Regions from separate parts of the Mus musculus genome. Here regions 1, 2, 3, 4 and 5 are each linked to region 6. A link is a loop called in an ENCODE intact Hi-C map of the cell type or tissue named here. Cell type or tissue: left cerebral cortex. All regions are shown on one strand.

Evidence for each region. A loop is a pair of places that touch in the nucleus more often than their neighbours do. Peaks named below come from ENCODE experiments on the same cell type or tissue, not always from the same donor. Only the 100,000 strongest peaks of a DNase experiment are listed, where the experiment ranks them.
Region 1: a loop joins it to region 6, with 4 times the contacts of the local background. A loop is called at or near these places in 31 of 42 quality-filtered maps.
Region 2: it touches region 6 in a loop (2.7-fold over the local background); 11 of 42 quality-filtered maps call a loop at or near these places.
Region 3: a loop joins it to region 6, with 2.5 times the contacts of the local background. A loop is called at or near these places in 11 of 42 quality-filtered maps.
Region 4: it touches region 6 in a loop (2.7-fold over the local background); 9 of 42 quality-filtered maps call a loop at or near these places.
Region 5: a loop joins it to region 6, with 4 times the contacts of the local background. A loop is called at or near these places in 7 of 42 quality-filtered maps.

The regions. Positions count from the first base shown.
Region 1 is chr9:119,027,475-119,032,474 of GRCm38, reverse strand. Ctdspl (CTD (carboxy-terminal domain, RNA polymerase II, polypeptide A) small phosphatase-like) reads right to left here. Exons shown (of 8, transcript NM_133710.3): 5 at 2,223-2,279. It overlaps Mir26a-1 (microRNA 26a-1), which reads right to left and starts at 679; the gene lies at 590-679. In left cerebral cortex, a CTCF peak has its summit at 2,638 (motif pointing right); a DNase peak (open chromatin) is centred at 2,679; H3K27ac peaks cover 1,128 bases.
Region 2 is chr9:118,978,744-118,983,743 of GRCm38, reverse strand. All of the region lies in intron 1 of Ctdspl (CTD (carboxy-terminal domain, RNA polymerase II, polypeptide A) small phosphatase-like), which reads right to left. Among named protein-coding and RNA genes, the nearest start is that of Gm33645, 44 kb to the left of the region's middle. RefSeq lists an enhancer at 1,956-4,258. In left cerebral cortex, no CTCF peak of the experiment used is centred here; a DNase peak (open chromatin) is centred at 3,117; H3K27ac peaks cover 1,781 bases.
Region 3 is chr9:118,992,445-118,997,444 of GRCm38, reverse strand. All of the region lies in intron 1 of Ctdspl (CTD (carboxy-terminal domain, RNA polymerase II, polypeptide A) small phosphatase-like), which reads right to left. Among named protein-coding and RNA genes, the nearest start is that of Gm33645, 31 kb to the left of the region's middle. In left cerebral cortex, a CTCF peak has its summit at 2,396 (motif pointing right); DNase peaks (open chromatin) are centred at 2,565, 4,704 and 4,911; H3K27ac peaks cover 3,822 bases.
Region 4 is chr9:118,972,404-118,977,403 of GRCm38, reverse strand. The region is part of intron 1 of Ctdspl (CTD (carboxy-terminal domain, RNA polymerase II, polypeptide A) small phosphatase-like); the gene reads right to left. Among named protein-coding and RNA genes, the nearest start is that of Ctdspl, 48 kb to the right of the region's middle. In left cerebral cortex, no CTCF peak of the experiment used is centred here; a DNase peak (open chromatin) is centred at 3,005; H3K27ac peaks cover 3,200 bases.
Region 5 is chr9:119,336,623-119,341,622 of GRCm38, reverse strand. Myd88 (myeloid differentiation primary response gene 88) reads left to right here and starts at 1,605. Exons shown (of 6, transcript NM_010851.3): 1 at 1,605-1,991; 2 at 2,913-3,047; 3 at 3,437-3,617; 4 at 3,778-3,869; 5 at 4,113-4,288; 6 at 4,724-5,000. The coding sequence starts at 1,664. The coding sequence ends at 4,267. Acaa1a (acetyl-Coenzyme A acyltransferase 1A) reads right to left here and starts at 329. Exons shown (of 12, transcript NM_130864.3): 1 at 1-329. The coding sequence starts at 108. In left cerebral cortex, a CTCF peak has its summit at 1,896; DNase peaks (open chromatin) are centred at 382, 1,579 and 1,857; H3K4me3 peaks cover 2,236 bases; H3K27ac peaks cover 2,063 bases.
Region 6 is chr9:118,922,532-118,927,531 of GRCm38, reverse strand. It overlaps Ctdspl (CTD (carboxy-terminal domain, RNA polymerase II, polypeptide A) small phosphatase-like), which reads right to left and starts at 996. Exons shown (of 8, transcript NM_133710.3): 1 at 592-996. The coding sequence starts at 670. In left cerebral cortex, no CTCF peak of the experiment used is centred here; DNase peaks (open chromatin) are centred at 428, 1,292, 1,593 and 2,027; H3K4me3 peaks cover 2,324 bases; H3K27ac peaks cover 2,170 bases.

The DNA of each region.
Region 1 (5,000 bases), 100 kb before region 6:
CTGGAGGCTGCTCAGGGAGGAAGCAGTTAAGGTAAAGAGCTAAAGGTAGCAGTAAGCCACAGGGCCTCTAAGGGCAGACAGAGCAGGGGAGGGGGCTGCGGAAAGGGAGAGGAGACACAAGACTGCACCCCATGCAAGGAAAACACACTGCAGGACAGACTTCCTAGATGGAAACACTGCTTTGCAGCATGCCAGGAAAAGGCGCTTCCTAGGGCAAAGACCTGGAGAGAAAGCGGCTGGCTAGCTTTAGGAGTGGGTTGGGGGTCTGGCTCTGCAGCTGAGGGTGGAGAGAGGGGCCAGAGGAATATAGGTGGTCTATCCTGGGTGCCACCAGGATCCTGCTGAGCTGGGGTGTTGGGCTAGGCTGAGGGCAGAGCTGTGTGGCTGTAGCAGCTGCAGGACCTGCTTTGCTCATAACACTCGTTGTTGCTGGTGCCAGTGACTGGGTGTGGCCTCCGGTCCTGAGTCTCCGGGAGGACTGCTTGGCCAGCAAGCTTGGCTACAGGCAAAGGGTTGGAGATGGACGGGGGAAACTCTGTTGTTGCCGCCTTTAGCAGAAAGGAGGTTCCTGGGCCCAGATGCCGGCGTCCAGGCCCGCGTCCCCGTGCAAGTAACCAAGAATAGGCCCCTTGGGACCTGCACAGCCTATCCTGGATTACTTGAACGAGGCCACGGCCTTCGCCAGGGCCTCGGTCCTCCAGCTTTTGTACCTTCCTTCTCTCTGGAGTTTCTGCTCCCAGCCCTGATGCCCGGGGTGTCTACTGCCAAAGAGAAGGGGCAAGGGAAGCCGGGGTGGGTCCTGCACTCCGGACGTGCTTGTGGCCACGTGGTGTGAAGAATTATTTTCTTGGGCAGTCCTCCTGAGCCTCACCTCAAGGACTCTTCGACTTTAGACACAACAACCAGCGCAGAGGTCCTAACTGCATGGCGGGGGTGGAGTTAATTCAGTTGGTGCTTTGTGAATGGTAAGTGACCAGGTGCCTGAAACCTTCCCAGGTCCTATGTCCTGTAGGACAGGATAGAGAGCTAGGTGGGGGTAAGGGAGACAGGGGGAACCAAGTCTAAGGAAAGAGCCCTGGCTTAGGAGTCAGGAAATCTTATCCTGATGATTGTCATATATAACCTTCTGTCTGGGCAACGGAATGGCTAAAACAGCTGATTTCACAGCCCTGGATTGTTCTAAACTGCACTCAAGAGTTAAGGAGCCTTATTGGCATCGTTAAGAAATGACATCCTGTGTGGCCCAGGAACCAGGAAATGTCTGTCCCTTCCTGGGATATGAGGCCAGATACTCTCCCCTTAAGGCCTTGAGTTTGATGGGGGAGACAGTCTGTCCCATCACTCCTAAGAAACATGTGGCAAAACTATATCTACCTTAACCTCCAAGGCGAGCTTTTCTACCATGTTTCTAATGTATTCATAGACGAAGTCATTTCCAGAAGAGCTTGCTGATGACGAAGAAAAAATAAAGAAGAAGCAACTCCCCCAAACAAACAAACAAACAAACAACCCCAAAACAGAAAACCCCAAAAACCGGAAGAAGATTGATGCCAGCTGACGATGACAATTTATGCACAGCACCCTGCTGGTCTTAACACACCCTTCCCCTTTGCTCTGGGTTGAGTATTTGCTAAAAAAGACACTGGAGAAAACCACATGGGCAGAGAAGCTCTCACGGGAGCAGTTGGCATCAAAGTGGACATTTTTCCCAAGAATGCTCCGTCAGTGGGTGACTGGTGGCATTTTCCTGTTGCTAGGAGAAGCCAAAAGCAAATGCATGATGAAGTTGACCAGATGTCAAACCCGGCCAGCGGTGGGGACAACTAGGGGATTGCACAAAGGCTCCTAAAAGTTGAAATCAAATCAGAGATCATACCTAATATTTATTAACAGAAAAGGGTCCTCATAAACACGGTAAAAAGCAAATGCATGCATGAGGCAGAGAATCATTCACAGTATTTTTATTTAGCTTTTGAGACAGGGTTTCTCTGTGTAGCCCTGGCTGTACAAGGACTCGCTTTGTGGACCAGGCTGTCCTCAGACTCAAGAGATCTGCCTGCCTCTGCCTCCATGCCTGGCTTACTATACTTATTATACAAAGTTTGTTTCCTGAAGTTAGAATAAAATGGCCACTGAAGTGAGAATTGAAAAAATGATGTTCCCAGGGAGTGTGGTTACAAGAAAATGCTCTCTGGAACTGCAGGCTAACTCTGGTTCCTTACCTGGTGTATGGTTCCGTCGATTTCAACAGGAACAATGAAGTCAGCATTACTAATGGGCTAGAGAGAAAAGAAATTGTGATTAATACATATGAAAGGAAAGAGAAAATTGGAAATTGTAGCAAGAAAGAAGCTTGCCTGGACCAATGTTTTGACGATGGCAGGAAATAGTTCACAAGGATGCTGGCAGAGGCCTTGGGTCCTTGAAATAAACATGTAGGAAGGAGTATTTCTTCCTGTCCTGAGTGTCCTGGAGTTCCAGCATCTAGCCCAATCTCTTGGACACCTGCCTGCCTCAACTGCAAAGGGTGGCATAGTCTGGCAAGAGAATGGGGCTGCTCAGACTCCAGCCTGGAGCCCAGACAGGATGGGGGACGGGGGGACGGGGACGGACCACTGATGGCCACCAGGGGGCAGAGATGAATGCCTGCTGGCCAGTTGTCACTACCACTGGAAAAGCAATTTGTCCTTGGACTCAGAGTGTGGGCAGCTTGGCACAGGATGCTCAGAGGACAGAGCCACAGCAGGCGGAAAGCCAGATGCCACAGGCGAATATCCTGGGTAGACATTCCCCTCTGGACTTCAGCATCTGCTCCTCAACTGTTATGGTGGTGGGTGCGATGGGTCCCCACGGCTCCATCAGGCCTCAGGCCCTGCCTGGTGGCCTGGCCTGGTTTCCTACTCTGGGATTGGAGGACGGCCAGCCTAACTGCTCTGTTCTAAGAAACACAAGACAGCTTACCTACAACTTCACAGGCATTTAACCTAACCCTTGGTTAGTATTAAACACATTTGAAAAATAAAATATTACCTCAGCAGTCACAGTCATTGAACAACGGGCTCATAAGCAGTTCTAAATGGAATCCCACACGTTAGAAAACTTAACGGAGAGGCTCAAAAGAACTGTCACCCTGCAGACGTTAGGGAAAGAGCGACTTGGGCATATGGTGGCCACCGGGTGGTGAAGGACATGCAGAACCTTTGGTCAGACTGTAAACCGGGTCTACATCTAAGCCCCTCAGTGCACCACACATTTCCCTTGACGTATACACTGAAAACTGTGGACTGCGGTAGACTAGACCCGCGACTAAATGCTCAGATGCGGGAGCGCTACTTAAGCCCGAAGTTAATGTTTCCAGGACAGGAAGGCGAGGGACGAATTCAAAATTTCATAATGTTACCACCGAAATATAGAATTACGAAAATCAGAGAAAACAACTGAAGAAGAAGTTGTCAAAGGCTTTGGGTTGTGAAATCCCTCTGCACGGGGTGAAGTAAGAGAGGAGAAATGGCTCCTAGCTTCCAAGTGTGGTCGTGAACTCCCACGCACTGCGTGATGATACCACCCTGAAGCCGGAGCTTTTCCCGACTCCACGAACTCGGGAGTCACACGTGAGAGGGGTTCACGGTGGACACATCCCCAAGAGACTTTGAAATGCTCAGAAAACATTAAATATCATGAGGAACATTCCACTTGCAAAAGCAGCCTGGTCCAAGCCCACAAGATGGCTCAGCAAGGAGACATAGCTCAGTGCTACACAGGGCCTGGTGACATGCGTTGATCTCTGGAACCCACGGTGCGAGGAGAGACCGGGCTCCTAAACGTGTAGTGTGACCTCTACACACATGCTGTGTCACCCACACATCCACACTCAGTGCAAAAATAGAAAAATAAAACAAAGTAAAAGATAATTTTAAAAAGTAGTGAGGCCAGAGAAGAAATGAGGGAGTTTTATTTACAGCTTGGGGAGGCCATGCCCTCTGGTCAGAGACACCAGTGCTGCCAAGGCCTGGCCTTGGAGCCAGGAACCCTTGGTAATCTTGGGCAGCTTGTCCGCAGCTGCTTGGGAGGGCACTCTCTATGCTGCGACAGAAGCTGACCCCTGCTCTGAAAGGCTTGATGCCCCCAGTTGCTTGTTTCACAGAAGGGAAATGTTGCAATGTCATTTAGAACCAAGCTTGCACTCCAGGCCACTGTGGCCCCAGGAACACAATCCTGGAAGAGCCAGGCCCTTGGAATGCTGGGTAATGAGGTGGTCCTACAAGCCTCAGCAGCTAGAACGAGGTCCTTTCTCACTGCTAGGTTATCTATATTCCCAAGCCCTTAAAGATGGCCTCCTGGCCTCGTGCTGAGCCTTCGTTGAGAAGATGCGAGGTAAATCTAATGATTCTTCTGCCTGATGACCTGCCAGAAATGACAAGGGCTCACGCTGAGACACTCATCATGGGTGGAGCCAGTTGCATCTCTCAGCGAAGTAAGAGGCATCCCAAGGCAGTGGGGCATGAGGAACATATTGAGACTGACCAGGGTAGAATAGTTTTATTGACAGGGAATAGTCCAGAAAGATGAGAACCAAGCTCGTATGCCCCCTGCTTCTCCCCAACACACCACTCACCCACATGTGCCAGCATTTGTCTCTTCTAAACAACTCTACTTGTTTGGAGCGGTGAATTAACAATGTAGCCACTGCCGCTCCCTCCCGAATGAGATGGAGCAGGGATAGAGATCAGAAAGCCCCTGACTTTCATTTTCACATAGTTTAACCACAGCTCCGCACCCACTGGGATGGGCTGTGAAGGTGAGCGCTCTGTCAGCTGTGAGGGCACAAGAAAACCCAGCATGAGAATGATCAGAATGGACGCCCAGGCCACTCGGATGCTTAACTCTGGAAGGCGTCCTTCCAGTTGGACATTGTTCAAAAATTGATCTGGGATCATTCCCAGGACAGCAGGGCTACCAGACAGTTTCCCACATTACCCACCATTGTTCAAAAATTGATC
Region 2 (5,000 bases), 56 kb before region 6:
TTCTCCTGACTCCATCCCCCAAATGCTGGGAATATGGGCATGAGTCCCTACTCTGTCCACTTTCATGCTTGTGAATTTTCTGACTAAACCACCTGAACTCTTGGAGCCTTGGGTCCCCTACCTGTGAGAGCAAGGTCATAAAGATGAATTGAAAACCTGCCTGCAAAGCCCTTCAGAAGCATCTGGCTCATATAATTACTTAATAAGTAGAACCAACTAAAGACAACACAGTGGAGCCAGATGCTGGGCTCTGAGGCCACTGAAGACAAGATGGAGGAGTGATGAACTGGATCTGTGGATCCCTGGGGAGAGATGGTCGGGGAAGCATCTGTGTAATGGGTACAATGTTAATCCACCAAGGTTTCAAGCTTCCCTTATTAAGCCTGCCAAAGGATAACTAATACATCCCTGCTCTGCACTGCTACTGGAGAGCAAGTGATCCCACAGCCCACCTCACCCACACCCGCATACCGTCCAGTCCACCATCCTTTCCTGTTCGGTGAACACACAGCGACCCTTCATCTTTGGCTGGTGTAGCTCACAACCTGGTTAATCCTTATTTGGTTTCCTGGGCCTGATTCTTAAACAAAGAATCCTTAGTTCATGGCCACCTATAAAGAATGTTCTTAGAGCCAACCAAAGCCCTGGTACTCTGTTCCAAACCCTGTTTGCAATTTAGGCCTCAATGCATACATGGGAGGGAGGGAGTCTGGCTGATGACTGCAGGGAGGATCTGGCCTCCCTCTGGGAGCACCCTGGCACTCAGACACACCCTCACTTCTGGAGGAGCTCAATATTTGATCCGTGCCCCTCACCAAGATGCTTCCGAAGGCACAATTAAAGAGCTCTGCTCTAGGACAGAGCTTTTCTGTTTGTTTGACAATAGCGTGCGTGCGTGCGTGCGTGCGTACTAAGTTTTAGTCGTTTTCATCCCCCCTGCCAAACTTGTTACTGAGTTCCCCTCCTACTCCCACACCATCTTTTGCATGTGGCCCAGTGATTTTAACCAGACTTCCAACCCCCAGCACACCAGAACCTGCGCCCTGTGCGGCTGCTTGAAGCACCTTCTTATTCTTGCCCTTACCCACCTGCCTTGGAAACCCTGTGCCACGTTAGACCAAACCAACCAGAACAAACTTGTTCTTCAGCAGATCTCTGTCACTTTCCCCAGTGTTCTCCTGCCAGTGGCTAGTGGCTATCGCAGAGACTCAGACAGAACTCGGTCAATGGGCCGATATAAATAACCGTGAGCTCTGGGCGGTGGATGAACCAACTCTATCAACCTTCCAACCGAAGCTCAGCAGATATCGTAGGGAAGGAGGAGGGGAGAATGTAAGAATGTGAGAGCTGCAGGATAGATGGGGAGGAGAGCTGTGCATGCCGGCTTCTGGACGAGGATGCCACTGCTGCACCCATCAGCTCACAGTGGATATGGCTGTCAGTGCAAAACATGCACAAGATCAAGCCAGTCAAAATTTCACCATGAACAGGGGGAGGAGCCCCTGAGGCCCCACTCTTGATGGAAGACCTATTTATAGTTGATGGCTGCTGAAGCAGGGAGTCATTTTCCTTTGGGGATATTGCTGCTGGTACGTTGTCGGTGCTCCAGTGTATGGTCCGAATATGGGTCTCTGGCTTTACTATAACAACAAACAAGGAGGAGCCAGACACGGTGGAGCACATCTTTAATCTCAGCCGTCAGCAGGCAGAGGTGGCTGAATCGCTGTGAGTTTGACCAGGACAGCCTGGTCTACACAGTGAGAGCTTGTCTCAAGAAAATAAATAAATAAATAAATAAATAAATAAATAAATAAATAAATACATAAAAGGGCATGAAGTTGGAAGGGAGAAGGGGGTACTAGAGGAAGTCAGAGCAGTGGTGGAGTGGATATGAAAAAGGAGCAAACATTGAAACGCCATGCCCTTGCAGTCCTGACTCCGGTCTGAAGTTTCAAATGAGCAGTGAAGTGCAGCTGTGTTACTGTTTCTGTCCTGTTGTAAAACCAGAGCATCCCCTGCTCCAAGACCCGAGAAGGCAGATGTGGACATGAAGGTAACTGAGGAGGTACAGCAGGCGCCGTAACCACATCCAGCTCTCCTCAGGAATAAGCCACGCCACGGCACTCATTCCTGCGCATGCGCTTTGAAGACTAGCACCGGCGCCCCGGGATTTAAATGGCCGCCACGTGCTCAATCCACTCTGTACCTCCGAGGAAATCCTTGAATGATGCTGGATGTATCATACTAAGTCTACCCACCCGACACCAGAGATCACGTTCAGAAATGGTGAGCTAGTACCTCAAACCCTCCTCTGCAGAAGGAGCAAGGCAGCCTGTGTCTTTCCTGAAACCAAGGAACACCAATGCTGGCACCAACCCAACTCCCCACACCCCCGAATTCTATAAATCCAAGCAGATAGGAAGAAAATATTTGTATTTTACTACTAACATTTAGAGACCCATTTGATACACTCTTTGTGGCATTTTTAAGACATACTATCGACTTCTAGTGAGCTGAGAAACTTCCTTAGACTATCTTTAAAATGGATTGCCAGGTCTCTGACTAAAAGTTTGACCTCTGAACCATGGGGTTCAGTGTTTAGCAAGAAAACTTTGTAGGCTGCCTGGCTAGTGTGGGACCCAAAGCTCTCAAGACCCGATTTACATGTCACAATGACCTAGTGATGTAATTACTGTTACTTTCCCATCCTGTAGGTGCAAAAACCTGAAAGGTGGGGAGGTTAAGTCATTTGCCTAGAGTCCCTTCTGTGGCTGGTGAGTGAACCCAGGAGCCCAGCTCGTCCAGGGCTGTGACGTGAGCAGGCACGTGTGACTCCCTGGCTCTCTAAAAGCTTACTGTTTCATCAGCCTGATATTTTAAATGCCCCAGCAGCTCACACAGACACTGTGAATCCTAGGCTACAGGCTGTGCTAAGGTGCTGTCCCTGTGTTCCCTCCCCATGGTAACCTGGCATCAGGACCCTGTTCAAGGTCACAGAGCTCTAGGACTGTGAGCCACAGAGTCCCTGGAGGAAAGGACCAGACTCTCTCACTGCAGGGCTGTGGGACACAGGCTACCCACCCAGTGCTGTTTCTTTCCTTCTGCTACAGATTAAAACAACACGGCACAGCAGGAAAAACAGGAAGCTGGTTTCCAGAAACGCCAGAACAACAGCCCCTCTGTTCCCAGCTCCTGGCAGGAGGCAGCCGCAGCCTGTGAAGGGGCCCTTGCCTGGAAGCAGCCAGCCTCCGGGCTGTTCAGGGCAGGCCACAGGCAGTCCTGAGTCAGGAAGGTTGCCTGTTTCTCTAAAGCAGCCACCTAGTTCCCCTGCTCAGCCCCAGGCTACAGAAGGCAAGAAGCAACAAGGCCACTGGGTAGGTGTCCATTTATGGCCTCAGTCCCACACCTGGAAGCTGGGTCTGCGTTTTCTCATCTCGCATGCAGAGAACAGAGAGTTCAAGGGATGTGTACCTAGGACTTCACGGGGGCAGGGTCCTGGACCTGGCTTGTCTGCTTTCAAAGTCCCTGGTTTGGTGTGGTTTTCACTATGGAATGCTGTGAGATTTCTTGAAATTGGCCAAAAAGGGTATCTTGATTTTTATTTGGCTAACAAAATAAACAGAGAAACCAATGAGTTAGCACGAGTCTCCTTTATAAAGAAAAATATCTAGCTGGGTACGGTGGGGTGGCTCATGCTTGGAATTCCAGCCTCGAGGGCTTGTGGATGGAAGTGGGAAGCTAGCTCAAGCTACAAATCGAGCTTCTGGTTAGCCTGGGCTATGGAGTACCCGTGTTCTAACAAAGTAGCTTAGCTAGCTAGCCTTGTAAGTAGCACTACCAACAAAATAGAAAACTCCAAAAATTGTTGGTATAACAACACAGCTCTAGGGGAAAGGTAGGTAGATGGCTATTATTCTGTTTTGTTGTTGTTATTGTCCCCCCCCCCTCCCGTTCCCCAGACAGGATTTCTTTGTGTAATAGCTCTGGCTATCCTGGAACTTGCTCCGTAGGCCAGGCTGGCCTTGAATTTACAGAATTAGGTCTGCCTTCTGAGTGCTGGGATTAAAGGCATGTGCCACCACGCTTGGCTGCTACTATTCTTTTGAAGAACAATTTGGTAGCCTGTTTAAGAATCAAAGATTTTTTTTATCTTTCTTTCTTTTTTTCGAGATAGCATCTCACTGTGTAGCCCTCCCTGCCTGGCCTTGAATTCACTATGTTGACCAGGGTGGTCTCAAATTGAGAGCCCAAAGGTGCATGCTCCCACACCAGCTCACGAATGCTACTGTCTATGCTTTTACTCCATATCTCAGGTCGAAAGTATACTGAGGGCTTAAGTTAAAATATGAGCAAGCTATACGCAGCATGGGTATGTCCTCTGAGTTAGCAGAAGCGGGACTTGTGGCAGGAAGATAAATATGATAGGAAAGGCACGATGCGTACCAAGTATAGTGTATTTACCCAATAATGTAGCAAGTATGGGTTATTTACCCAATAATGTAGCAAGTATGGGTTATTTACCCAATAAAACATTATTGGCCACTAACTCTGGTCTCTAACAAGGATGCATATAATTTTTTTAAAGAGATTTTTTGCTTTTTCATTTCATGTATAAAGGTACTTTGCTTACATGCATGTGTGTGTACCAGGCACATGCATGCTGCAGAGGCAAGGAGAGGGGGTTGGATCTCTTGAGATTGGAGTTACAGATAGCTGTGAGATGCCATATGAGTGCTGGGAATTGAACCAGGGACCTCTGAAGAAACACAGCCAGTTCTCTCATCCACTGAACCATCTCTCCAGCCCCATGGACACTGTCTTTATAGCAAAGTGAAACTCAGTTCACTGAAGGTTAGAAAAGAGTAACTGGTGGTCTGGGAGAATGGTTTAGTGGGTGAAGTGCCAGACACCAGGACCTGGCTTCAATCCCTCATCCCACATACAACTGAGGCATGGACCTGCACTTCTAACTCTAATGCTGGGTGGGAAGTATAAGGAAG
Region 3 (5,000 bases), 70 kb before region 6:
CACACACACACACACACACAGAGGCGCGCACACGCACATCTGTTCCTTAAATTCAGTAGAAAGACATATAGCAGTTACATAAGTTTCCCACATCAGAGGGCCTGAGAAAAGCTAAGACTGACACAACTGAAGAGCAGACAAAGTCACAGCGATATTTCAAAATTCTGTTCTGAATAATAGAACTCACCAATAAGAAAACCAAGGACTGCACAATGAGACTAAGTGGACCTGGGAAACACAGACAGAACATTCCAGACACCACGGGACACACACTCTTCTTAAGCGCGCACACAGCCTTCCTCAGAACAGACCGTGAGCTGTCACAGCCTTAAGAACATTAGAACGAGGGGACTCGCACCAAGGATCTTTCCTGACCACAGCGGGATGAAACTAAGAATCTACAGCAGAACTGGGTGGTGGTGGTGGTGGTGCACGCCTTTAATCCCAGCACTTGGGAGGCAGAGGCAGGCAGATTTCTGAGTTCGAGGCCAGCCTGGTCTACAGAGTCAGCCTGTCTTCCAGGACAGTTGTAGGCAAGCTTCAATCCCCAGGGGGCCAAAGAAGCACCCAGAAGAATCAGTCCTTGAAATAAACAAAACCACAACACACCAAGACACGGGAGCAAAGACGGCACTGAGAGAAGCTGACGCTGTAAATGTCTACATGGAACCAGGTCTGAAGAGATGGCTCAGCAGTTAAGGAGCACTGGCTGCTCTTCCAGAGGACCTGGGCTCGATTCTCAGTATCCACATGGCAGGTCACAGCTCACAAATGCCTGTAACTCCTGTCCCAGGGGATCTGAGGCCCTCTCTGGCCTCTGCGGGCATGAGGCACACACATGGTACACGGGCAGACGAGCAGGCAAACATACATTAAAATAAATCTTATAAAAAGGAAGATTTGAAACAAACAATCTATTTTTATCTGTCAAGGAACTAGAAGAAAGAAAGAAAGAAAAAAAAAACCAAAGCCCCAAATTAGCAGAGGGAGGGGACTAATAAGCTTTAGAGGCTGGGGTCTCTCTATGAGGACCCATATTCAAGTCCAACAGCAGAGCCTGAGTGGCCACAGCAGAGAGATCAAGGACTTGGTGGAAGGAGAGGTCGGTGGCTAAGGGACAAGTTAGGAAGGATGTGGCTTTCCCTTTGAGCATCATGGGAAGTTGGTCTTTTGAAAAGCACCATAACACAGCGGCCTATTGCAGAGGTGCAGTAAGACTTACTAATTCAACTCAGAGCCCAGAGTCTCCACTGATGAAGGGGGCGCACCCTGGCTTTCTGTATCACAGAACTGCTCCACCTGTAGGAAAGGCACTTCATATCCATATGCCTTTCCCACGTCTCCCAGGCTGTCCACACACGCACAGGCACACACACATACCACACATACACACACCATACCCCCCCCACACACACACCATATGCACACTCACATACACATGCACGGGTGGGCTTTCTATGTTGCCTCCTACTCTCAAGTGTCTCTCTCTCCTCTCTTCCTCCCCCCTCGCACCCCCCCTCCACCCCCCGTGCAATATCTGCATGTGTGTGCTTGCCTGTGCATGCATGTGGAAGCCAGAGCCTGGCATCTGTTTTCCTCTCTCATTCTCCATTACAGAACCTGGAGTTCGCTGACTCAGCTGGACTGGCTGGTCACCTGTCCCTTTGACCCCGGCACTGGAGTCACAGGCACACACTGCCACGCCCCACTTTTACATTGAGTTACAGGCACACACTGTCACGCCCCACTTTTGCATTGAGTGCTGGGGATCCCAACTCCAGGCCACAAGCTTGCTCAGCAAGCACTGCACTGGCTGAGCCAGTTCCCCAGTCCCACCTCCCACTGTCTGCCAGTCCTTTCTCTGCTCCTAGGACTGAGGATATACCTTGTATAGCTTAGAACAAGTGCTCTGGGGAACAGACATTCAAGGTTGTAGCAGGAAGCCAGTCCAAGCAAGAGAAGGGAGGTAAGGGTGAGGCACCGTGAGTGGAGGCCTCACCTTCCACTCCCAAACAGCCTCGTGGGGGACAGAGGCTAGCAGCCGCTTCTGCTACATTCTACAAAAGGGCTGAAGGCTGTAGGTGGTGGTGAAAGATAAGCTAAGGACCTGCCATCCTTTTCCAGGTCAAGGATAACCCTGGGAGAAGGAAACAGAAACAACTTCTGGGACTTCCTTTGTGCAGGGTACTGGGACAAAGAGATAGCGATGAGATGACCCAGGGTGGTCAGCCTGGGCTTCCCCTGGGCTCAGTGGCCTGCCCATGGAAGTGGAGAGTAGCAGGGTCTGGAAGAACGCAGAGGGGAGGATAAAGCAGAGGGGAGGTTTTACACCAGAGAAATGGAGAGTTACAATGTGTCTGGTTGCCCAGTGTACACCACCAGGGGACAGTGGTCCGTGACTGCTTCCCAGAGACCAGATAAAAGCTCTGCTCTCAGAAGGCCCATCCCAGTGACTGAGGGAAGGACAGGCAGCAAGCAGCTCAACGCCGCCGGCATCAGCGTGTGAGGAGAGGCGGTGGAAGCCTACTATAATTATCTGGGTAGAGCCATTCTATCACCAGACACTTGGGTCTACACAGATGGGCAGATGCAAGGAAAAGTTCAGATAGATACCTGTGTTTTCAAGTCAGCAACAATAAGGAAGAGAAGCCAATAGCCCGGAGACAAACTTCTCAGGCAGGATGCCCCAAGCCACGTGCTTCCCACAGATTCCCTAATTTTAGAAACCAGGCTGGAATTTGTCTGACCAAAATAAACCTGGTCCCAAATATTTACTTTTGTCATTATTTTCGAGTCGTGTGGAGAGGAAGACCAACACAAGCTGGGGACATTTTACATGCTGCCCACAGGGGTCATTTCTTAGGGTGCCCTCTTAGACTTCCTCCTCACCAAAGCTGGCAACGATAATCCAAAGTGGAAGTAAAAGCCGCTGGCACCACATCCAGGCCCTTAAAGGTCGACCACTGCTGGGTCTCACAGTCCTCGGTCTCCTCTTTAACATGGGCAAACAATTCTAAACACGGGGCAGCGACCAAAACGGACAAAGGAGCACACATCGTAGGCCTAAGAGAAATTTATTTTTACCACGCAAACAGGACATGCAGTACTTTCCTCTCCTCAGGCTAAATAACGAAACAGCCTTACTCTGAATTCTATCCAACTCTTACATCAAGATTTTACAACAAACAACAACAAAACCAAAAACAGCCAACCAAATAAACCCCCAACACGAATCGTTTGAATGTCAAGAGACACTGTGGAGATCGGGGAGATGGCCGGCCTGGCGGAAATGTGCCTGCTTCCCAAGCATGAAGGTCTGAGCTCTGAGTCCATGTATGAGCAGGTGCACTGGTGTGCAGCTGTAAGCCCAGATACGTGTCTTTGCTGGGGAGCAGGCAGGAGGGGTCTGTGGCCAGGCTACCACTGGCCTATGCTCCAGATCCAGTCAGAGGCCCTGTCTGGACGACCAAGAGAAACAGAGAGCTGTGCCTGACGTCACTCTCTGGTTTCACATGCATCTTCCTAAGAGAGTCTACTGGTCACCAGTGTGTGCCTGCTCGCCCCCATGCTCAGTCAGTGGTCTTTTTCCTGGTTTTGAGACATGGAAAACTTTCCCCTTAGTTTTAAGGGAGAAAGTGGAATAAGAACATTTCTTCTTTTTTTTTTTTAATTAAAAAATTTTTTTTTGTTTTGTTTTTTTGAGGCAGGGTTTCTCTGTATAGCTTTGGCTGTCCTGGAACTCACTTTGTAGACCAGGCTAGCCTCGAACTCAGAAATCTGCCTGCCTCTGCAGGAACATTTCTTTTTTTACTTTATATATAAACATCTATCTGTATTTATTTATTCACTTATTTATTGTGCATGTGCTTGCATCAATGTGTGTGTGTGTGTGTGTGTGTGTGTGTGTGTGTGTGTGTGTGTGCACATGTCACAGAATAAACACAGAGATCAGAGGACAATCTATGAGAGTCATGGGAGCAGTTTCCTACAATCATGTGGGTCCCGGGCCTTGAACTCAGGTCACCAGGCTTGGCTGGAAGTGCCTTTGCTTGCTCCTGTGTCTTTTCTAACTCTGGAACAGGGGAGTTGCTGCTTGTAACCCTTCGTTCTGAGTGGGGCATTACCCTTCTGTTTTCAGACTGGGTCGGCAGATGCCGTCAGATGGGAGGGGATGCTTGTGAGTCCATGCTGTTGGATGGCACACTGGCTTACAACGGTGTGAGTCCATGCTGTTGGATGGCACACTGGCTTACAACGGTGTGAGTCCATGCTGTTGGATGGCACACTGGCTTACAACGGTGGTGTTTTATTTTCTGAGAGAAAGCAGAGGAACAGCAGACAGCAAGGCACACTCGTCGTGGTTCACAGCACCTTGCTAACAGTTTATGTCAGAATGTCACCTCCCATGGATTACAGTTTTTTAATTATCCATTTTGGATTTCCTGAGTATGACTTTAGGAGAGATAATTTAAAGAACTTTCATGAAAGTATTTGTTCCTTAACATGAATTTTCTAAGACACAGTACTTTCATAGATGGGGGGAAAAAATTAACAAATCACCCTGAAGAACCTCTCTAGATGAAATCGCATAGAGCTCATATTTCAAAATAGATTCCACACATTGGGGATTGAACATGGAATAAGGAACAGCACGTGGTTCCTCCTACACAGAGCTCCACTCTGCCAAGGCGACCAGGTACTTTGAGAACACACTTGAACTAATCGGAGATGGCAGCTCTCAGGGAGTCTTCGGGCCATTTTCAGGGGTCTCAGAAAGATCTCAGGGCTCTGCTACCTGACAACTTCCATGTCCCTCCCAAGACCTTACAAGAGGGAACAACCAGGTCTTTCATTTCTGCCTGCACCCCCTTAGTCAGCTACCAGAACCCGGCTGTTTCTAGTGTTCAGCGGGCTCCCAGCCCACACCGTGGTTCCTGCATCCCTGAGACTTTGGCAGAGGTCTGATGACAAGCCTTCCCTCCTCAGCTCTCACAGAGTGC
Region 4 (5,000 bases), 50 kb before region 6:
CCATGAACCAAATAATCCCTTCCCCCCCCCCCCCATACTGCTTTTGTTAGAGGTTTATCACAGCATCAGGAAATGAGACCCGGACAGTGCATATTCCTCAAGGCATTTAATGGTGCGTCTTTTCCGGGCCTGCCTGATGCCTATCATTCACTCCGTTAGCATCTCCTGTCATACGACATGCATGCATGTCATAGTATGCATATGGCCAAGCATACTATTAACCGGGTCAAGAGGGTAAGACAAATGTCCTTAAATCTCTATTTTTTAAAGAGAAAATTACATGTGGCATAATTTTTAAGACTGTAATTCTATTTAAAAGGTGCCCACTTTGATAACTGAGAATGTTTGAACTTTTAAAAATTCTTAATTTTTACCGTTCTCCTTTGAGCCTATTGTGAAGCAGCTATTCTTAGAAGGGCTGTGTGTGAACGGTCCTAAGGCTCTCAAGGGGATCTGTCAGGAGGATATGGCTGCTGTCTGACAACATGATTGTATAATCTGATGTCTCTGAGATCATGCTTCATGTGTGTGTGTGTGTGTATGCACACACGCACACACTGCACATTCCAGGGGAGAAAGGAAGTTTCTGCCAGTGCCTGCGCCAGGCAGAGATGGTGACCCACTTGGCCACAGGCTCCCTATGACATCATCACAACGAGGGGAGGGTGGCTTATGATCACAACTCTCCTATGCTACCTACACCAGATAGGTCCACACAGACTGCTCGGTCCACACAGCAGGCAGGCGTGCACAGCATCATGGGAACCTCAGAGCAGCTGTGCATGGTCAGTATAAGAGACGTTTTTGGTTAGAAACAAAGGGAAAACCCAGCGGGTAAGTTCAAGGTCCAAGGACAAAGAGGACAGTGTGAGCAGCCACCCTCAGTAGGGTGGTCCCCTGCTTACTCCCCACCCCACTGGGCACCATTTCTTTCTACTCATTCTTTGGAAATCAAGTCCTACACTTTGTGCGTACCAGGGTTCCAGTGACTACTCCCTCATCCTGGGAACTTCTGCTCTAGAGGTCTGTTTTGACCTGGCCTTGTCTCCCAGGATCATGGTAAACCATCAGGGAGGCACTGTTGAAACGCAGGTGCCCCAGGAGGCTGGCTGTTCCCTCCACACACTCACCCTCCTTCAGATCTGAACAGATCTTAGGAATCTTATCCACCAGGGTTCTGGCAGGAAACAGATGGCATTCTCAAAATGAGGAATGGGAGGAGGTCAAGAGGTGCCATTTATAGATGGGGCTTGGGGCAGGACTCTGGGACCAGGCTCAGGAGTGCACTTAAACCCTAGGTGGGATGGGTTGAGGAAAGAGAGGTCACCAGAAATTGACATAGTGCCAGGTGCCCGGATCTTTGGTCCGTCACAGAGAGGAGCGGGAGAAGGGATGCTTTCTTCTCTCTCTCCCTGCTGTCGTCCACTAAGCAGAACAACACAGGAGGCTGCCAGGAAGCTCGGGAGCCCATTTACGGACTCCCTACTGGGAAGCATCCAGGACACAGACAGGGTGGAGAAGAGCTCTGGGGACGGACAGAAATCATCTGGCCCAAGAACTAATCCGCCTGTCCTCCGACTTGAAAGGTTCTACTCTTGGAAAGGGATCACAGTGGAAAGCAACAGGTGAGGGTAGAGCTGGCCTGTGAACTCTGTCCCCACCTGCCAGCCTGTACTATCTTCTCTTTGATTGAAGGATACCTTCCTACCGGTATCCTGTTCCAGGACTCAAGCCTCGGAAAACAGCGGGCTTCCGTATCACTTGGAACTGTGGGTATCTGTTTTCCGGAGGGTGCATTCCAAAGCTACTCCTCCCCAGTACAGTCTACATTCCCCCGAGCTACTCCCCAAATGCCTAGTGGTTCATACCTGTCGGCTACACCTTAGATGTGAGAAGTCCGGGCTTTCACAATACAAGGGAATCAGTGCTCAGGATAAATACCGTGCAGCAGGTACAGGCAAGTAGACTCAAGTGGGTCTGCAAGACAAATCTGCAGCTCTCCAGGGCGGGGGAGGGGGAAGCAGCAGGAGGAGGGAAGGAAAGAGCCCTTCCATGCAACTACAGCTCAGCCCGCCAGGCCCTGGCCCTCCATGAACTGACAGTGCTCTCCCACCCTGCCCACATACGGAAATAGCTGTGCATTGACCCACAAGCTGCCCAGGCCTGGAAAAATACTCCAGGATACTTAAAAAAAAAAAAAATCACATGTTCTCCCAAGCCTTTCAAAACTTGACCAGAGAACTGGCTGGCTAAAAAAAGGACCAAATCAGTGAGATTATCTGCACCACAAGTTCAAAGCGAAAAGACTCGGTTTCCTTTAGAAATTCTATCAACCCTGTCCCTTTATGTAGCAAGACAGGCCCCTTGATTCTCCAAATAACAAGTGTATCAGTAAGAGCCCAGTGTCGGCCATTGGTGATTACTGTCATAGGACATTACCACAGCTCTGGGTCGATGAAATGGAAGGCACTAGGAACCTGTACCGGGCTTCCCAGCTTTTATGTTCATTCATCTCATCTCTAATTGTTTCCAGAACAAAGTCACGAGACTCAGCGTGCAGTGGTGCACTGTGTGGGGGCAAACGGCAGAGGAAGGCTCTTCCACTTCTTTCTGTTTCTTGCAGGCATTGAGAGGCACTGAGGCCTTGGGAGTGGAGGTGTGACGAGCCTGCACTGTGTTCAGAAAGTCACTGAAGAGATAGTGATGTCGAGGAGGAGGAGAAGGAGGGAGGAGAAGAGGAGGAAGAGGGAGAGGAAGAGGGAGGAGAGGAAGAGGGAGAGGGAGAGGGAGGAGAGGAAGAGGGAGAGGAGGGAGAGGAAGAGGGAGAAGAGGAGGGAAATAAGGAGAAGGATGAGGAGGGAGAGGAGGGAGAGAAGGGAGAGGAGGAGGCAGAAAAATCCAACAATCCGGAGTCAGGAAGCTAAGCCAAGAGGCTGTTTCAATGCTGAGTCCAGATGCTAGCGCAGACAGAAAAATAACCTCCCCAGGCTGCAGGCAGCCCGTGTGGTAAAGTGCTTGTGGCACAAACACAGGGACATGCTGTGACCTTAGAACACACATAAAAAGTTGGCATGGAGGCATTTGCTTATAAATCAGGCCCTGGGAAGGCAGAGGCAGGCAGACGACTGCGGCTGGCTGCTGGCCAGCTGACAACCTTATCAGGGAGTCTCAGTCCCAATGAAAGGCCCTGTCTCAAAATGCAGGGGGACAGTGACTGAGGAATAACACCCCAGGTTGCTCTCTGGTTTCCACACATATGTGCCCACACCTGCATGTGTACATTCACAAATGAATGTGCACACACATTGGCACTCATACACACAAAACAAACACAGACCCTGGGTTCAGACTCCCATTCTTCCTGGTGAGCCATTTCCCCTTTGTCACAGCTCTTCATACCGAGGTTCCTTCTCAGATTTGGGGAGGTCAGAACTCTGGGGTCTTGGGCTTTCCGAGGAAGCCTGAAGGAGTGCTCTCTTCCTCCTGATGCCCCAGAGGGGCAAGGTACAGATGTCCTCAAAAGGGAATCTGGGTTGGAAATCTAAAGGGAGGGGCTGGCAAGGTGGCTCAGTTGGTAAACTGCTCGCTGGGTAAGAATGAGGACTCAAGTTCAAGTCCCACCAACCACGAAGACAGCTGGGCATGGTGGCACAGTGCCATAGTCCCATGACTCCAACGACAGCCTGGGCTCACAGGCTGGCTGGCCTGCCCAACCAGTGAGCCCAGGTTTAGTAAGAGAACCTGTCTCAAAAAATAAAGTGGAGAGCTGAGAGGGGAAAGAGACTTGACGTGGACTTCAGGCCTCTGCCTTCAGGCCTCCACCTTAGCTCCCACAAGGACCCACAGAATGGCTCTTCTCCTTGACCTGGCTGTCTTCCCTGCCTAAGCTGTAAATGTCATATGTAGTGACATGCAGGGTTGTCCTGCTGTCAGCTAGGCTAGGGAGCTGACATTCTTCTACAGAATTCTTCACAAGGATTTTTTTTTTCTATCCATTCTCCAGCCCTGGGCAGACTGAGGCAGTCTGGAGGCCGCGAGGCTATGTGGTAAGGATCTAGCAAGGAAAGCTGTGTCCTTGGCTTGCTTACGTCTGAGGACCAGGGAGCTTGAGGTAACCAGGTGGCAGTGAGGGCTGCCTCTGGAATGTGGCACCAGCCAGAAGCAACTGCACACGGACGTGGCCAGCATACTGGTCCAGCAGCAACAGTGTCTTGACTCACTCATGGCAAGGATCCATTGGAGGAGTGTGGATCAGAGGGTCTACCTGGCTTTCATGGTGAGAGGCACATCATTTGCTAAGTGAGATGCTTAGACAGGCTTGTGATAAGGACGCTCTGGCTTGCCTTTAGCATTTGACCGCAAGTCTTAAAACTTATACAATAACCTGGAACCACAACGGAAGGAACAGAGGAGACATACACGGTCTTCCCTAGTAACCGAGTGCAAGCTCTCATGCCCTGCACGGTCCGTCGCTTTGCCCCATCCCTTCCCTGACTCCCAAGTCAGTCAGGGTTCAAAGCTGTTTCGCTGCAGAAGCAGCTATAGTGCCAGCAGCGAGGACGTCTTTACGTGAGCTACAGTTTCAGAATCTGCACACACATTCCCCCCTGGATCCCAACAATTGTCCTCACTGCTTCACCAGCTGGAGGTGGAAGAGTCCCAACAGCAGCTTCCTGCCCTAATGAGAAGGTCGGCCTCAGGAGGGTCAGCAGGCGCCCTGGCTGCTCTACCCCAAGTCCTCTTACTGTTTTCTTTGTTTTTTTGTTTTTTTATAAAAATGGCCTCCGTCATCATCATCACTACCACTGTTACAAAACTCTATCTTCATAAGCACATAATGTTATTTGAGTGCGTCCTCCCACACTCACCCCTCCCTTCCCCAGCATCTTAGTTTCTTCTCCCTTCGCTGTGATAAAATACCCTGACAAAAGCAACCTAAGGGCGAGTTTGTTCTAGTTCAGTCAAAGGTACGGCCCATCACGATTGGACGTCAGAGCGGC
Region 5 (5,000 bases), 410 kb before region 6:
GGAGGCCGAGGCCTGCGGGAACCTAGCGGAGCAGGGCGCAGCTTGCAGCGCGGAGCTCGACTCGGGCCGGCCGGCCAGGTGGCCCAGCACTACCTGCAGCCGATGCATCGCGGAGGTGGGTCCTACCTACTCGTTTAGGTTCTGGGTGCAGAGCTTTAGGAACAGGAATGATGGCAGGCGCAGGCGCAGGCGCAGGCGCGGGCGCAGGCGCAGGACAGCCTTCTACGTCGCAAGGCCTGAAAGGGGATCACAACCCCGGTAGAATGATACTGCGAGAGGTAGGATGGGGTCTTTAGAGGGCCTGCCCACTCCTAGGTACAACCAATTAGATTAAGGGGAGTCTGATTGAGGGCCGCCCACTCACCCCTTGCCCCAGAGTCCCGCCCAACGCCCGTCCTAAGACGCTTTCTCTCCACTCAAAGCCCCGCCCGCCAATCCTACGGAAGCCAATCGTAATGCGCACTCTTAATCCTCCTTGAAAGGCAGACTGGAAACTTCCAAGTTTGCACAACCTTTTGTAGACATTGGGGAAGGAGGTTTCCCAAACTTCTGGTTTCCTAGGATGAACTCAGCCTCAAGGGAGTCCCTCCCCTTGAGCTCAGCGCGCAGCCGCGTAGAAGGCGGAGCCCGGCCCATGGCTTCTCTGCTGAGCTAGCCCGAGAAGACCCTTGTCTCCCATCAAAATTTGCTGTGCTCAGCCCCGGGTCCCAAAACCGAGAACTGAGGACCTAGAAAATGTTGAGGCACCTAGTTAAGCCCCAACCGGGTTGGCTGTCACAGAAGCTCTCTCAGAAAACAAAGTAATTTTGGGTTCCGGGCTGGTGTGAAGAACCGATTAAGGTGCTGAACGGCAGGCAGGTTCTAACTGTAACGTGCCCCACTCGTCTTAAGCCTGTTGATCTACGTTTGTTTGGGATAGTGCCATTAGTGCCCACATTCCCCTAGGAATTCTACTAAACCCGGGGATGGGGGTGGAGGGTGGAGGGAGACCCAGTATTGGAGATTGACACCTAAATAGATTAACCAAGTGAATTAACGAAAAAATCTTCCTTGGGTCTAGACCCAACGTTAAAGAGTAAGGTGGTAGGTTCCGCGTGTTTTTTGCAGACCCCGGGAAGGTAGTGCTGTTTGTCTCAGAAAACAAAGGACAAGATACCCTAAATGCCAATTTATGGGCAAGGTCGTGGGCTTTCCCCTTTAAAAAGCAGAGTCACAAGTGACATCAGATAGCTAAAGGTAGACTGAGCCTTCGGGTTACTACTTCCGAAGCCAGTCTGTCTCTTCCCTCCCTACTACCAGAATATAAATTACTGTACAGAAGGGCTGTAACTCCTTCAAGTCCTAAACAAGGCTGATTGAGCTAACCATGCATAATAACCACTACCAGATCGCCTAGTCCATCCACCTTGATCGGTGGGCCAAGGCAGATGCCAGAGGCGGTTTATATAAATTCTCACACCTTCGAGGGGAGGTGAGCAAACGTTAGAAGCACAAGTGGGTTGACTTTTAGGCTGGGTAGTTCTGGCCCCGTAGTCTAGATTCTAGCAAAGGGCGGAGCTTCTCGGAAAGCGAAAGAAGGAGGGGCTGGCAGGAGACTTAAGGGAAGTAGGAAACTCCACAGGCGAGCGTACTGGACGGCACCGGGGGCCCAGGGTTGCCTGCCATGTCTGCGGGAGACCCCCGCGTGGGATCCGGGTCCCTGGACTCCTTCATGTTCTCCATACCCTTGGTCGCGCTTAACGTGGGAGTGAGGCGCCGCCTATCGCTGTTCTTGAACCCTCGGACGCCCGTGGCGGCCGACTGGACCTTGCTGGCGGAGGAGATGGGCTTCGAGTACTTGGAGATCCGAGAGCTGGAAACGCGCCCTGACCCCACTCGCAGTTTGTTGGATGCCTGGCAGGGGCGCTCTGGCGCGTCTGTCGGCAGGCTGCTAGAGCTGCTGGCCTTGTTAGACCGTGAGGATATACTGAAGGAGCTGAAGTCGCGCATCGGTGAGGAAACGTGCTTCCTGGCTTTGTGCCAAGGATCAACGAGGCTAGCCTTGGCATATTAATCTTGTTCATTTTTTTCTGGGGTGCGCTAGGGAGGAAGAGAGTGACAGTCGAATTTTCTGTCAGTATGCAGGTCAGCGTAGGGATTGGGAGAGGGGTCAAAAACCCTGAGGAAAGATGGAAAGAGCCTAGGCAAAGACCTTCAGTTGTACCAAGAGTCAAGATCTGCTTTTCTCGCGGTATCTCAGTTGTGTCAGGATCAACCGGACAAGTGAGGACCCCTTCCATCACTCACTGGCACTCAGCACAACACCCCCGCCCCGCCCACAGTGAGGTACACCTTGCTAGATGGGGGTCACCATTCTCATTGAGCACTAACTGGGTGCCTGAGCCCTTCTGACATTCAATCCTCTGCTCCGATTGCTCTGTGCCCTGCTAGATGCCCAGTTTGGCTCCATTCTCTAGAGCCTTAGAAAGGGAAGGCAGGAGGAAGGCTCAGAGAAGCAGGCTGACTTTGGAGTCCTCTCAGATGCTCATTTTGGGAGAGTCCAAAAGGAAGTGTTAGTTTGTAGAGCCATCCATGGTACCAGTGGCTGGGGAAGGCTCGGCCCAAGTAGGCCCTTTTTAAATTTTTTTTTTAACATTTATTTATTATTATACATAAGTACACTGTAGCTGCCTGCAGACACACCAGAAAAGGGCGTCAGATCTCATTATGGGTGGTTGTGGGATTTGAACTCAGGACCTTCGGAAGAGCAGTCAGTGCTCTTACCGGCTGAGCCATCTCGCCAGCCCCAAGTAGGCTCTTTAAACTAATTCAGGATTTTGAGTGTGTGTACAGCAGCAACCTGGGGCATGGGGGGCGGGGGTGTCGGGGATGGGGTGGGAGGAGGAGCCTCTACACCCTTCTCTTCTCCACAGAGGAGGACTGCCAGAAATACTTAGGTAAGCAGCAGAACCAGGAGTCCGAGAAGCCTTTACAGGTGGCCAGAGTGGAAAGCAGTGTCCCACAAACAAAGGAACTGGGAGGCATCACCACCCTTGATGACCCCCTAGGTAAGGGCCCAGTACTGTGCCCCTAGGTAGAATAGGTGGGCCACAGCCTCAAACATGTGACCTGCAGAGGGCATGGATACCGGAAGCAGATGGATGGACCTGGGACCTTGGGCAAGCTGCTCATTCTGAGCCTTGGTTTCCCCATCTAAGAAATGGGAATAATGGCAGTCCTCTCCCAGAGTGGTTCTGAGACTTTAATGGCATGCCTCCATCATAGTTAACCGGGATTTCATCTGGGAGGAAGTTATCTGTTCACTGGTAGAGAGGGCATGTATATGACATTGCTTTGATATGGATACAGGCCCAGGTTCCCTTGATGGAAGACTCCAGGTTGGGCTCCTTCCAGCCTTCTGCAGAGGCTGATTGATTCCCTTGTCCCCTGTCCTCAGGACAAACGCCGGAACTTTTCGATGCCTTTATCTGCTACTGCCCCAACGATATCGAGTTTGTGCAGGAGATGATCCGGCAACTAGAACAGACAGACTATCGGCTTAAGTTGTGTGTGTCCGACCGTGACGTCCTGCCGGGCACCTGTGTCTGGTCCATTGCCAGCGAGCTAATTGAGAAAAGGTTGGTTAAACATCTAAGAGGGTAGGTGGGTGAATGCATGAAACCCAGAGGTCCAGATGCAAGGACTGTCCTGCTAGCTGGGCTCTGTCCCGCCTGGGTAATGTAGTCCTTCCTGACCCCATCCTCTGAAGGAAGTCACCGCAGTGCCACTCTCCCTCAGGTGTCGCCGCATGGTGGTGGTTGTTTCTGACGATTATCTACAGAGCAAGGAATGTGACTTCCAGACCAAGTTTGCACTCAGCCTGTCTCCAGGTAAGCTTAGGCCTGCTTTGGTCAAAGAGAGAGTAGAGATATAGCCTTAGGATGATAGTCCAGGAATGCAAAACCAAAGCACTACAGATCTCTGAGGACGGACCTGTGTACTTCCTTATGTAGTGGATATGTATCATGGATACCTGGTTGGTGGAGAGCTGGTGTTAGCCCGTGCTTTAGGGACTGAGCCTGTCCCACCCTAGGGCCCCACGTGGTCCTAATACCACACCCTTTGGCCTTCAGGTGTCCAACAGAAGCGACTGATTCCTATTAAATACAAGGCGATGAAGAAGGACTTTCCCAGTATCCTGCGGTTCATCACTATATGCGACTATACCAACCCTTGCACCAAGTCCTGGTTCTGGACCCGCCTTGCCAAGGCTTTGTCCCTGCCCTGAAGATGACCCTGGGAGCCCTAGGTATGTCAGTCTGTCTGTGTTCTTCCGCTTGCCTCCTTTGACACTGTAGTGGGGAGCTTGTGGTCCGTCTATCCCTAGACATCTACAGTAGCCAGATGTCATCTCTCAAGTCCTTACGGAACCAGTGACTGCAAGTGACATTATGACTTGCCGGGTTGCCAGCCAGGACAGTGTTTATCAGGGCTGCATGAGTCTAAGCGAAGGACTAGTTGAGCTACATCTCAGACATCTTTGGCCTCAGGGTCTCCTCCTGAGAAACAGGATATGGAGATCAGGCAGGGAAATAGTGAGGCACTCTTCTGGCTATCCTAGGAGACCCAGTGTGGGCTGAAGGGGAGCTGAAGGAGCACACACTGGCTGTTAAGGAGCACCACAGGCTTGCCAGGACAGCTGCTTTGACCTGCCAACCTTAAACTCCCTTTCTTCCTCCCACAGGGCAGAGGGGAAGATGAGACTGATGCGGAGCCAGATTCTCTGATGCCGTCCTGTCTACATCTTTGACTCCCCTGGGCTCAACCCGTGTTCAATGATGACTGGCCTGAGCAACTAGGACTGCCTTTCCTCCCAGCCACCCATGCCTGTGCACGCACCTCAGTACACACATGCCTCCTCGCACACACAGGCATCTGCATATGTGTGTTTCCTTTGGGACAGCTCCCAAGGATAGCTGAGTGGAAGAGTTCTATCATCAAGGGGGCCTGGCCATCTCCCT
Region 6 (5,000 bases):
CAGGATCTTGGTCAAAGCCAGATATGCACATACACCCAAACAGCAAAGAGACACAGTACATTCTGACAGTAGGATAGCGTAGGCATACATTCATACACTCTCTCTCTCTCACACAACTCCATCAGGAGTGAACACACACACACACAAGGTCCACACGCTCAGGCTCTGCACACCGATCACCACCTCTCAGTCAGAGGCATACAGACCTCCACATTAAGTCCACAAACTCACAGCCTGTCAGGAACACACACAATCTGCTAAAAGCATTCACGCCCTTATAATCTCTCAGTTGGCCTGCGCGTACACATAGGTGTGCACACAACCTGTCTCACGCACTGCATGCACACTTAAAACAGCTCTGTGCAGTGCACACATCCGATCCCAACTTCTCAGCCGCTCATGCACACTCACACGAGCTCAGCTGGCACAGGCACCCTCCCAGCCTCCCTCTGCTCCAGGCGCACCCCACACCCACGCACCCTCCTGGCCCGGTACACCCCTCCCCCACGCCCGTGCGGGCGCACACCGAGAACTCCGGCGACGCCGGGTGCACTCACGCCCCCCGCGGCAGCTGCCCGTGCCCCTCCTCACCTTTTTCGCCCGCGACGGGCGACCGGGCCTCATCCTCCTTGGGGTTGGTCACCTGGGTGATGATGGCCGGACCGTCCATGGGTGCGCGCCGCGCCGGCCGCCCGCAGGCCCGGCCCCCCGCAGGCTAGGCGCGGGGGGCGCGCGGGGGCGCGGCGTAGGGGGCGCGCAGGGGCGCGGCGCGGTGGGGCGCTCGCCGCCGCCCGGCCCCGCGCTCCGAGAGAGGCGGCCGGGGCCCGCGCCCCAGCTCCCGCCGTCGCCGCCGCCGCTGGGCTGAAGCGGCCGCCGCCTCGTCAGCATGAACCCCGGAGCCGCGCCCGGGAGAGCCGCGCTCGGGGAGGCGGAGCGGGAGGCCCGGCGCCGCGGGAAGCGCGAGCAGGCGACGGAGAGAAGGAGCGAGCGCGGAGCTAGGGCGGGAGGGCGGGAGAGAGGGAGCGCGAGGGGGAGGGAAGGAGGAAAGCGAGGAGGGCGGGCGGGTGGGTGTGTCCCGGCCCGAGGACTGGCCTCCACCGCCGCCGGCGCTGCCCGCCCGCCCGCCGTCCGCCGCCCGCCGGGGAGAGGGGTGCGGGGCCGAGTCGGGGGGCACAGCGTGCGGGGTGTGGTCTGGGGCGGTGGCGCGCGCGTGCGGGGCACAGAGGGCCTCGGGGTAGGTGGGAGGGTGCGGCGGAGCCTGGGAGATAGAGCAAGCTCAGCGATCGAGGTGTGGGCCGCGCGGCGCGGAATGGAAGCGCGGGGAGTGCTCGGCGGAAGCCCGGGGTGCAGCGGGATCGCCGGCTGAGGCCCGGGGAGGTTTATTCACCCCGAGTCCAGGTACCGTGGGAGAAGATTGCAGTCGGTAGTGGGTTCCGGGTGAGGGACGTCCTGACGCTCAAACTGGGAATGGAGGGTTCCGCAGGGGAGCAGGGAGCGAGGCTGCATCGGGGTTCGGGCATAGAGTTGGGGTAATGTAGAGCTAGGCTGTGAGGTGAGCCATAGGGGATGCTGGGCCTGGGGGTGAGGAGGCGATGAGAGGTGCGCGGAGAGTCTGCAGACCGGGCTCACACTGTGTAGTCCGCATAAGCAGCCCGGGCGAGAGTCGGTGTGCAGAACAGTGCGTCCTCGAGGCTAGACCTCTTGGCACATGAGACTGTGGGCACCTCGGCGAGGGGTTCAGCCACTTAAAGACAGAAAAGAGGCTGTAGGTGGCTGATGGAGTGGAAAGGGGCCTGTAGGAGCAGAGCTGGGCCAGGACTCGAGTACATGAGCATCGGGCTGCTGTCAGGTCTGGGGTGACAGCCAAAGCTGGGTGTGAGCAGGTGCCCATCAGCTTCGGAGGGTCTGAGCATTTCGGCACCCGCACGCACCTTCTTGCTCCAACTTGCAGGCCCCACTTGCAGCCCTGTCAACCGGTGGGCGGGGGCAGTGCTGAAGGGGGCGGGCCGCGGGCGCTCGCGCGCGCTCCTCACCAATTACCGCTGTGTGGGCGGAGCTGAAGCTCGTGACTGACAGACGGGCTGGAGAAGACAATCTAACTCCGCCCATTCGCCAGTTTGCGCGCGCACTTGCCCCCTACTCCCCTACCCGCCTCTCCCCGGGTGGCTTTCAAGAGGGGAGGCCTGCTGGGACTTCCTTACTTTTCCACGCCGGTGCGATCCCGGCGCTGGCACCATTCAAGCCGCGTGTTCACCGATGAGCGTCTACAAAGTTGGAAAGAAACTTCCAGAAGCGCCTCTGGTAGACGCGAGCCCGCAGACGGGTGAAATCTATGGAGCCTCACTGTTGGAGACTGCCCCCCCCCCCCGCCCCGAAACAGGAGGGAGGCATGTCTGCAGAGGAGCTGCTGTTTACGAGAATTAGGCAAGAAGTTAACATTTTGTTCCCAAACCCAAGACCTCAAGTGGCATCCTGGTACTGCTGTACGTGGAGAAGGCGTCCCAGCTGCCCTTAGGGTGCACTCACCCAGGAATATCTGCTCTTCCCGAAGCACCTTAGGGATCCCCAGAATATCCAGGGGCAACCAAACCACGAAGCTCGAAGTGTCCGTTTGATTAGGAACGCAAGCTGTACCAAGTAGCCCACCCGCCAGCCAGGGCATGGCCTCTCTCTCTAAGGTCCAGACTCATTAAAGTCCAGTGGCACCGGAGCTTCACCTTGTCTCAACTTGTCTAATGCCTGTCACACGTTCTGAGGATATGCCTGGCATAGCCAGACTCACCTGGTCACGTGTTTAAACTCTGGATTCCTTTGCCTAAGAGAAGGGGGTGGGAGTACTTCCAAGGACTGTTCCTGTGGGAAAAGGGCTACCACGGGAACGGTTTTCAGACACTGACTCTCCTGCTCTGCTTTTTCAGTCGCTGCGATGCCCTGGGACTCTCCAGTAACAATTCTTGCCTCCCCCCCCCCCCCCCGCACCCTCTACCTTTCTAAGCTTCCTGAAATCACCGCTAATCTGCCAGCCAACTCCGCCCATTCACCCTTCCTTTTTATGAAAATATAAATTTATACATATTTCATATATGTATACACTATATTTTGATCAGTTCATCCGTCAGCCCCACTCAGCAGCAGCCACATGACATCTCCTGCCTAGTATCATGTTCTCTTTGATAATTATTTGTTTCTTTGACGTACTAATTACAATTAGCCTGAACACATAGAGATGGGGTCATTCATTGAGCCATGGGCAACTCAACAGTGGCCATACTTATGACTCTTGCCTCAGTAGATGCCAACTGCCAGTAGTAGGTCCTTTAGCTGGGGGTGGAACCGCCGCAGCCCCTCCCCATTCCTTGTTGGAAATATCACCTGTTCTGGTCTTGTGCAGGCAACCACAGCTGCTGTGGCACAGCACTTCTGCCTCCTTTTCTACATATTCCCTGAGCCTCCAAAGGGAGGTTGATGTAGGGCTGAGCACGCACAGTTGGTTAGTTGTTCCTCTCTCTCTCTCTCTCTCTCTCTCTCTCTCCACACACACACACACACACACACACACACACACACACACACACACACGTATATATGATAAATTTAAGTGTTAAACAGTAGCAGCTAGCAGCTACATCCAAACAAATGTGAGCAAATGCTCTTGGCCTTGGAAGGGAAAGACCTGAGAGTGACAAACACTTGAGAGATGACAAAAGATAGAATAGATACATTTGGCTGTCTCTGTCCATTTAGCAAGCATTTCTTGAGTGCCTTATCTTTGCTAGGATAAGGATGGGTTAGAAGGTTGGGTAGAAGTCTGTTTCCCATACACACCGCCATCACATAGTACTCTTGGACCACTGATTTTTTTTTTTTTATATATAAAAGCAGCTTTAGAGCCTGGCCTGGTATTGTACACCTTTAGCCTCAGTGGCTCTGACCCTACCAAGAGCATTGGCTTTAATTGTATAGTTTATATGGCAATCCACGCATATCATCAGAAAAGCTATTTTATTTTAGTATATATGATTATTACTCATCCTCTGGAGTCATATCAAATTTAAAAATGCCTCACCAACTTATTTCCCTCTTTATCTAATTGTAAAGTAGACTATCACTCATATCTGCTGCTGGGATCTTGTATATAATCTAAATATTTTATGAAGTGAGCCTCAGGCTTTCAGACCTGTGGCTGCCATTCATGAATCATAGGCCACCGGTGGCTGGCTGTCATCGATCTTTCTCTTCTCTTCTCTTCTCTTCTCTTCTCTTCTCTTCTCTTCTCTTCTCTTCTCTTCTCTTCTCGTCTTTTCCCCTCCCCTTCCTCCTCCTCCTCTTCCTCCTCCTCCTCCTTCTTTTTTAAAGATAGAACCTCAAGATATAGCCTGACTGGCCTGGAACTTCTTGTGTAGATGAGGCTGCCTGGCACTTACAGAGATTCTCCTGCCTCTGTCTCCCAAGTGCTGAGATTGAAGGTGTACACCAGGCGTATTTAAATACAATTCCTTAAACTGGAAACTAGTTGGAAAGACTGAAAAAGACAAAATGAACAGGGCAATGGAAAAATAGAGAAAACTACTACTTGAGAGAGAGAGAGAGAGAGAGAGAGAGAGAGAGAGAGAATGGGATGAAGGATCAGAGATTAAATAGCAAGACAAATGAAGCTAGAGCTGGTGACATCAGCCCTGAGAGGCCACACATTGCCGCAGATAGGAAGACGTGAAAAGCATGGGTAAGGGCAGCCAGCCTTGCTGGGAAGGGCCCTGAGGTACATTGTACTCCAGTGAGTGGCAGTGAGCTCTTAGTATGTGTGAGAGTAGACATGAGGGAGGAGCACAGGCTTTGAGACCAGGTCCGGTGATGCATGGGGTTCAGGTCAAGCAGAGCCTTATAAAGCAGGGGACCCTTTATAGAAGGAAGGAGTGTGGAATGAGTGGCTGTATGGCTACAAGATCCCTGCCAGCTAACAGTTGGTCGGGAGCAATGCAAAAGATAGAGGGACCCGTCCA